Linked DNA regions of Mus musculus: region 2 is linked to region 1. The links are chromatin loops, found by intact Hi-C in ENCODE. Cell type or tissue: heart. All regions are shown on one strand.

What was found. Hi-C counts contacts between places; a loop is a spot of excess contacts. Peaks named below come from ENCODE experiments on the same cell type or tissue, not always from the same donor. Only the 100,000 strongest peaks of a DNase experiment are listed, where the experiment ranks them.
Region 2: it touches region 1 in a loop (10-fold over the local background); 18 of 42 quality-filtered maps call a loop at or near these places.

The regions. Positions count from the first base shown.
Region 1 is chr7:110,628,626-110,632,625 of GRCm38, forward strand. Adm (adrenomedullin) reads left to right here. Exons shown (of 4, transcript NM_009627.2): 3 at 1-49; 4 at 237-1,195. The coding sequence ends at 543. Gm28863 (a long non-coding RNA gene) reads right to left here and starts at 2,281. Exons shown (of 3, transcript XR_003946665.1): 1 at 1,335-2,281. In heart, CTCF peaks have their summits at 670 and 1,751 (motif pointing left); DNase peaks (open chromatin) are centred at 326, 596, 1,816 and 3,036; H3K4me3 peaks cover 2,661 bases; H3K27ac peaks cover 2,983 bases; H3K27me3 peaks cover 1,385 bases.
Region 2 is chr7:110,430,901-110,434,900 of GRCm38, forward strand. The region is part of intron 13 of Sbf2 (SET binding factor 2); the gene reads right to left. Among named protein-coding and RNA genes, the nearest start is that of Gm32861, 140 kb to the left of the region's middle. In heart, a CTCF peak has its summit at 1,573 (motif pointing left); no DNase peak of the experiment used is centred here.

The DNA.
Region 1 (4,000 bases):
TTGATCCATTCCTGGACGAGCAGAACACAACTGGCCCCCTACAAGCCAGGTAACTATGCTCTCTGCAGAGGATGTGCCCTCTCCACTACTCTGACCCTGGGGATTGTCCTGGCTGCACTGCAGCTGAGGCTCCGGCGGAGGGAACGGGTTCCAGGTCCCTCGGGTACTGCATGGCTCCGGTCCCAGGTGGTTGGGACCAAAGCCCCGGTTGATGAGGTGTCCTTCCTTCTTCACAGCAATCAGAGCGAAGCCCACATTCGTGTCAAACGCTACCGCCAGAGCATGAACCAGGGTTCCCGCAGCAATGGATGCCGCTTCGGGACCTGCACATTTCAGAAATTGGCCCACCAGATCTACCAGCTAACAGACAAAGACAAGGACGGCATGGCTCCCAGAAACAAGATCAGCCCTCAAGGCTATGGCCGCCGGCGCCGGCGTTCCCTGCTGGAGGTCCTCCGGTCCCGGACTGTGGAGTCCTCCCAGGAGCAGACACACACAGCCCCAGGCCCCTGGGCGCACATCTCCAGACTCTTTAGGATATAGGTGCGGGTGACAGCATTGAACAGTCGGGCGAGTATCCCGTTGGCGCCTGCGGAATCAGAGAACTTCGCACCGGGGCGGACTGAGACAATCCTGCAGAGATCTGCCTGGCTGCCCCTAGGGGAGGCAGAGGAACCCAAGACCAAGCCAGGCTCATGCCAGAAACCGAGACTTACAGGCTGATACTCTCCGGGCAGGGGTCTGAGCCACTGCCTTGCCCGCTCATAAACTGGTTTCTCACGGGGCATAAGCCTCATTACTACTTGAACTTTCCAAAACCTAGCGAGGAACGTGCAATGCTTGTTGTCCAGCCAAAGGTAACTATAGTATTTAAGTTTGTTGCTGTCAAGGTTTTTTTTTTTGTAACTTCAAATATATAGAGATATTTTTGTACGTTATATATTGTATTAAGGGCATTTTAAAGTGATTATATTGTCACCTTCCCCTATTTTAAGACGTGAATGTCTCAGCAAGGTGTAAGGTTGTTTGGTTCCGTGTGTGTGTGTGTGTGTGTGTGTGTGTGTGTGTGTGTGTAAGGTGGAGAGCGCCTGATTATCGCCTGTGGATGAAGAAAAAACATTGTGTTTCCTATAATCTATTTACATAAAATATGTGATCTGGGAAAAAGCAAACCAATAAACTGTCTCAATGCTGATTCATTCTCGGTTCATGCATTTGGGGAAGGATGGTGGTCTGGGTTTGGGTCGGCCTGGAAGTGCTGAGATTCTGCTTCTTGTTTTGGGAAGATTGAACTGCATTGTGGGTGCAAAGCAACCTCTCTAAGCAAGGCTTACCTGTTGTGAGCTCTGGTGTCCATGTGGATGCACAAAGCGCGTGTCCTGGGAGGGAGTCAAGAGTTCTCTGAGATACCCGAGTTCACCTCCTTGCATGGCAACCAGACCGGGTAGGGTAGGGTGAGCCCTAATAGGCGAGCCTGGGCTCCTTAAGTTGCGCAATATACTCCCAATTTTATAGGGTTGCTCACTGGACCTGAGCTAAGGCGCTCTTTGGAGACTTAAACTGATATCCAAGGCTTTCTAAGTAGAGTTTATGCTCCAACTGTGGGTGTTAAAAGCTACCGGGGGTGGGGGACCCGCAAAACGTTCGCACAGCAGCTCTGGGAAACCCTCAGCTAGCAGCCCAAGTCTTCACTGGGCCCTGACGTCCATAAGCGGGGCTGTAGCGCCCCCTGCTGGCCACCATGCGTGCTCCCCCAAAGAGCGGTAGAGTAGTACGTGCGGTTTAATAAGTTCTTCTACGTGGGAGTCAGCACATAGTCTTAATGAAAGAGGAAAGAAAGGGGGGGAAAAAGCAGTTTGCAGATGCCAACTGGGCTCCCCTCCCTTCGTCTTCTCCCCCCTTCCCCGACCTGCACGCGGGCTTGCTGTGCAGGGGCAGTGACTCAGCGCCCACACGCTGCGCGGCGAGCAGCTGCTGGCCGGAGGCGGGCGGATGGACGTGCAGCCGGAACCGTGCGCCTCCGAGGGCCTGAGACCTTCATTGTTCGTCTCCCCTTCCAGTTCTCCTCTTCCTTCCTCTTTCCCAAGCCTTTTTTCATGCTGCCTTCACTTCTATCTAGCCTTCTCTCCCTCTTTCCTTCCTCCGTGCTTTCAGTCACCTCTGTATCCAGTGAGGAATGCTAGCCTCTAAGCTTGAAGGCCCAGGGCACAGGGACTATAAGATTAGGAGGCTAAGGTGACGCCATGTACCTGTCTAGCTAGGAGGCCTGGCCAATTGGCTCACTCAGCCAATCCCTGAAGACCAATTATTGTGCTTTCCTGAAAGTTTTGCTAGCCGTTTGGAGATGCTGAATTGCCTGTACCTCCAGCTAGTTCAGGGTTTCTGGAAGCAGTTTGGTTTGGGAAGGGCATTTCAGAACCCGGACCGTGGGACTAGATGTTTTCTTCCTTACAGAAGCCTATATACACAATGAAATGCGCTGGTCCTTTGTCTGAGTCTACACACAACCTGATAGAAGCAGCTCCTGCTTCAGAAGAAAGCAGCCTATAGCACATAGACTCGCCTCTGGCTGTAGGAAGCATCAGTCCCATCCAGTTCCGTGTCCTATTTGATCTTAACAATTTCCTGGAGCACCCAGCCCCAGTAGATCATAAATGCAGCACAGACCATCCTGGCCACAAGGACTTCTTGCTAAGTATTCGCATGGAACTTTGCCAGGCACTGAAGAGGCACAGGGCACGCATGAAAGAGGAAACGATCAGAAGTTTCAATCCTGCAACTGCTGTGCCAGTGGGTTGGGGGGGGGGGGGTCTGAAGGGGTTGCGGAAACTGCGAAGAGCAGAGACCACCTTGGCCTCACCGACAGAGGCTCAAAGCCACTCACTCGAGTTCTTTCTTTAAGCCAAGGTTTGTCCCGTAGCCACAGAGCCCTTCAGCCAAAACCTTACTCTGGCAGAACTTCAACCTACCAGACAAAGCCGCCAAAGACAGGTTGGGCACCGGCTTAGGGGCAGCTGGGAACAGGCATCTAGCCTTCGTCTGAGGGAGTCTTATGACCTCAGGGAATTCAAGGCAAGTAGAACTGTGGTGGTTCAGCCCGGAGAGGAACCAGACAGCTGCTCTGCTGGAGTCGTTCCTATTGCTAAACCTGTGACTTGAGACATTTCTGAGCAGACAGAGACCCTCTTATGACCAGCCTGCTGGAGCACTTGGGATTAACTAAAGGTCACCACAAAGCCTCGGGCCCTTCTCTGGAGGCTGTTCAACTGGCCTTCGGGATTTTTTTTTTTCTTCATAAGGTGCTGAAGGTTATTGGGATAGGGCCTCCTGATGCCAAGAACACATCATTTATCAACGGTGTTGAGTCATTTTGTGAGCTGATTTGAACCTGTCCACAGCTAAGAAATAGTCACAGTTCTTTTTTTTTTTTTTTTTTTTAATCTGTAGCTACTGTTGCTGGCTGTGGGAATGGTATCACCCATTTGTAATCAACCAAGGGTACCAGACGATTTCTAGAAAGTTCAGCACCAGCAGGTTGTCTGAACAGCTAAGGGTGGAAAGGAGAGATGGGGTGGGCCAGAAACCAGTTCTTTTTTTAGTTCTTGCTTGGTGTCAACTATTCTTCTAGCCACTTTCTATACCTTATCTCACCAAGTTCTTACAGTAGCTTTCTGAAGGAGGTGTTATTATCTCTCTTAGTAGATAAGGAAGCTGAACTTCAGAGAGGTGAAGTAACTCAGGCAAGGTCACACAGCGAGTGGTGGAACGTGGCTATGCACCCAAGTGCTACAGGCTATTTTGATGCTATGAAGACATAGGGAGTAAAATGAGATAATTTTAACCTTTAGATTCTCAGGCCAGATGTCTCCACATGTCTTCTAACTCTGAGGATGGCGTCAGTAGGTGATTTGCGCCCCACGGTGATTCTGAGAGCTTTCCATGGGAGCTAGTAGGATGGGGAAGGGGAACTGCTCTAGCGCTGAGCTCAATAAGCACAAAG
Region 2 (4,000 bases), 200 kb before region 1:
GGTTAGGCTAGCTTGCTTGCAAGCTTCTGGCATTTCTCCCATCTCTACATTCCACCTCTCCACTGAGTACACGGAAATAAATTATGGACATGGACACTACTGGGTCTTGTTATTACATGAACTCTGGGGATCTGAACTCAGGATGTCAGGTTCACATGGCTTTATCCACTGGGCCATATAGGGCCTCCTCATTTTAACAACTAAAACATAAAAAAATTTAAAGTAGAAACTTCTTAGCATCTCTATTACCTGCTGTTCTAGCAATGACTAAGGTCATTTAGGAAAATAAAGGTTACATGCAGTACTTCTAGTCAAAACCTGTAATGTGGCATGCTTATCCTTACAGTGAAACAAAGACCCATAACAAGTCAAGGGAGCCCAGAAGAACATAGCAGCTTGGATCTTACATGGCCCCCAGTGAGCCATATGCTAGGTTTCGTCATCAGCCATTGGTGCTATTGGGAATGCTAAAATCCTTAGGAGTTAGGGCCCAGTGGAAAGAAGTTGTACTGCAAAGTATGTGCCCTGAATGGGGATATTGGCCCCTTCCTGTCTCTGTTTCTTAGCCACATTGAGGTGAACAGCCTCTTCTAATATGCACACTCATCATAATGAGCCATGTCACCAAGTCCAAGATATCAGGGTTCAGCAGCTTTTCCTTAAAGTCTCTGAACCATAGAGTCGACATTAATCTTTCATCCTTGTAAGTTAATTGTTTCAGGTATTTTTTTCTAGTACTATACAGACTAACGGAGAGAAAACGGCTGCGTCAAGGTTTCAGATGTATGCAACCTTCTATAGCCTATGACTAAACGGACAAGGATTAAATGGACAAGCTGAATAGGCATCCCAGAAACAAGATTAGACATGAAAACATGATAAAACTAGGTAGCATTACAATTCAGCAGCACATTTAGGTGATCCAGTGAGTACATTGAAGTACTTGAGTTTATGTTCTCTGGTTTCAGCATGCTTGGTGCTCACATCCAAGCCTGAGCATTTCATCAGTAGGTGTGATCTGGGACAGGATGACTCGCTCATCCTCATATGTACTGACGATAGATAATACAGAACTTATCACAGACGTCTTGTGATTGCGATCACCACTATACGCATGCCAGGATCAATCTAAGGCTATTTTCTAAAACTCTAAATAACATCTATTTTAAAAAGTTCTCTATTACATGTTTTTTGTATGATACCATACGCTTAAAATGAAATGCACTCCTTTCCTTTCTAACATTGCAATACAGACAATGTATATGTTAGTAATAGCAATTGCACTTGTAGTAAAAGAAGCAACACATTTACACATACATCACTTCTTAAAAGATATTGCGCATTAACAGTGTTCTTATAAACAAATCAGAAAACCTGTAAACCAAATCTATATAATAAGCATTTGAAAACCCCATGTTAAAAGTTCAAAGGTGAGCCTACCTGTAGTGGCAGAAACATTCTACAGTAAAATGTAGACCTTAGATAGATTTGCTAATTTATGACACACTGTGCTTATCTGATGCAAATCTACTATTTGGTTTCCTAGCTGCTGTGTCTGTGCACTACTGCCCTCTAATGGGCAGCACGTTAAGTGTAGAAGACTGTATGTTTCACCTGAAACTGCCGCATGCCAGTAGAACTTGTGTGAAACAAGCAGCAAGGAAAGGAAGCTCAAGCTAGGACTTGCTGCATTCACGAGGGTCTTAGACATATCTACTCTGACTTCTCACTATCACTGGTTTCGACTGGTTCCTTAGGGTCCTGATTTCATTAAAAATTGTAATCCAGTTTTATGTCTAAAACAAGGAAATCTGTTACTTTCTAACAGTCCAAGCCAACAAACACATTTTTACTTGAGTTCAGAGAAATGTAAATTTAAATATAAAGTAATAACCAAAGACTCAGACAACTGAACACAGTGACACAGAAACAATTTTGTGCAAGTCCACCAGAATGAACAGCTAAGAAAGTCTGGCTAAGTTCAGTCCTTTCACTGGGAGTAAATTTTAAGGTTTGATGCTGCTTTTCCAGGGGTGGTCTCTGTAATCCTGCTGTAACTCACACACGGAGAGGCTCACTGCTTTTCTCAGATTTAAAAAAATTACCAACTTATATACCATGTGGTCAGGAAACATCAATTTTTTTCTTTCTTTGTCAGACTAAATGAGGGTATGCTCAGGATTTATAGAAGAGAAGGTCAGACACACATGTCAAACACACATGTCAAATAAAGGAAAACAAAAATCTTCAGACTTACTGGAAATCTAAAGTAGGCCATAGCCACACTAACAATAACAATGAAACAATAAATATTCTTTGTTAGAGGTTACTAAATATTCTAGATTAGTTGGGATATTTAAAATTGTTTCAATATCCACCACTCATACCTAGTACTCTGAAGAATAACACAAATCTCCCCAAATGTAGTTGAAGACATTATTATCACTTATGTAAATCACTCTTGAGCTGCCTGACAGTAGATGACACTGATGGAATGCGACAGTTTCAATTTTCTAACTTTATTAACCTTTTAGTGGCCACTGAGATGCATCATGGTCTCCTAACATTAACGCATTTGTGTGGAGGCTTTTCCCAGCTAATGTGCTGAACTGTGTCACTTTTCATTGGATGTGCTGAACTGTGTCACTTTTCATTGGATGTGCTGAACTGTGTCACTTTTCATTGGATGTGCTGAACTGTGTCACTTTTCATTGGATGTGCTTATTCATTTTGATACTACTAGCATTTTAAACTTGACACTTCCTTGTTTAGGGCAGATGTGGGTGTTTTCACGCACTGTGAAATATTTGGAAACATCACAGTCTAGCTGTGATAACGAAAAGTGTTTTTTGATATTGCCCAATATGATAGTGTCTCTAAGTAGAGTAGGGAAGGTTTAGTGTTTGGAGAATCAATACTTTAATGACTCCAGAGAAAGAGTCTCTACTATTACCTAATTATATTAAGGCAGCATTTGCATATAATGGTTATATAACATTATATACATTCACTTGCCTGCTGAAATTAAAATAGTCACAAAGACTATTTTACAAAAGTACTGCACACTTTTGAGAACGAGTGCAAGAAAAACAAAGAAGCAAAAAATAAGTTAAGATCCTGAGTGTTGTTTCAGACAGACAGCAAATGGAACTCTCATACACTACAGGTGGGAATACAAAATAATACAGACACATAAGAAAACAATCAGCAGGTTTTAATAATGTTAAATGTTGTGCTACCATATACCCTGGTATCTGAGTCCTAAGGATTTATCTAAGAGAAATAAAGTTTGCATTCATGTAAGTGCCTGTATAAATGTCTAGGATATTCATTATTGCCAAAACTGTTATTCAGCAAGTCAGAGAAATAAAACTTAGGCAATCTATGCAAGTGGGATGCTGCTCACTAGTGAGAGGTGCCATCTCCATCTCTATGTGACCATGGATGAACCTGAAATAAACTATATTAAGAGAATGAAGGCAAATTCAAAACAAGTGAACTGTGGAAAGACAAAGCTATAGAGATAGAAAACAGATCACTGGTCACCAAGGGTTTGAGGTGGTAGAAAGATGTGACTCCACTAGGCATTAAAGAGCTCCCTGGGTGGTAAGAATGCCATAGGCACTTAATATGATGCTGGGGGCATCATGCACTTGTCAAAATCTGTAGATGGGTGCACTCAAGATTCTGCTCCATGTAAAGCCAACTGCAAAAATTGACTTATCACGAATAAGCAAATCAGAGAGAGGAGTTTATGCTTTGAGTTAAAGGGTCTTACTTTAACTGGTTTTCTAGTTCTTCAAAATGAAATTTCCTAAAATTCTTATCTTGATTATACTGGCATTTAATTATGAGGTCTTGTATAAGGTCTTGTATGAGGTCTGCAATCACAATGCCTTAGGACAGGGTGCCTACGTAGGAAAACACGCTCATGCAAATACTGAAAGGCAGAGGGCAGCCTCCAGTAGTACCAGCTGGGCACACAGGAGAAGTTGTGTAG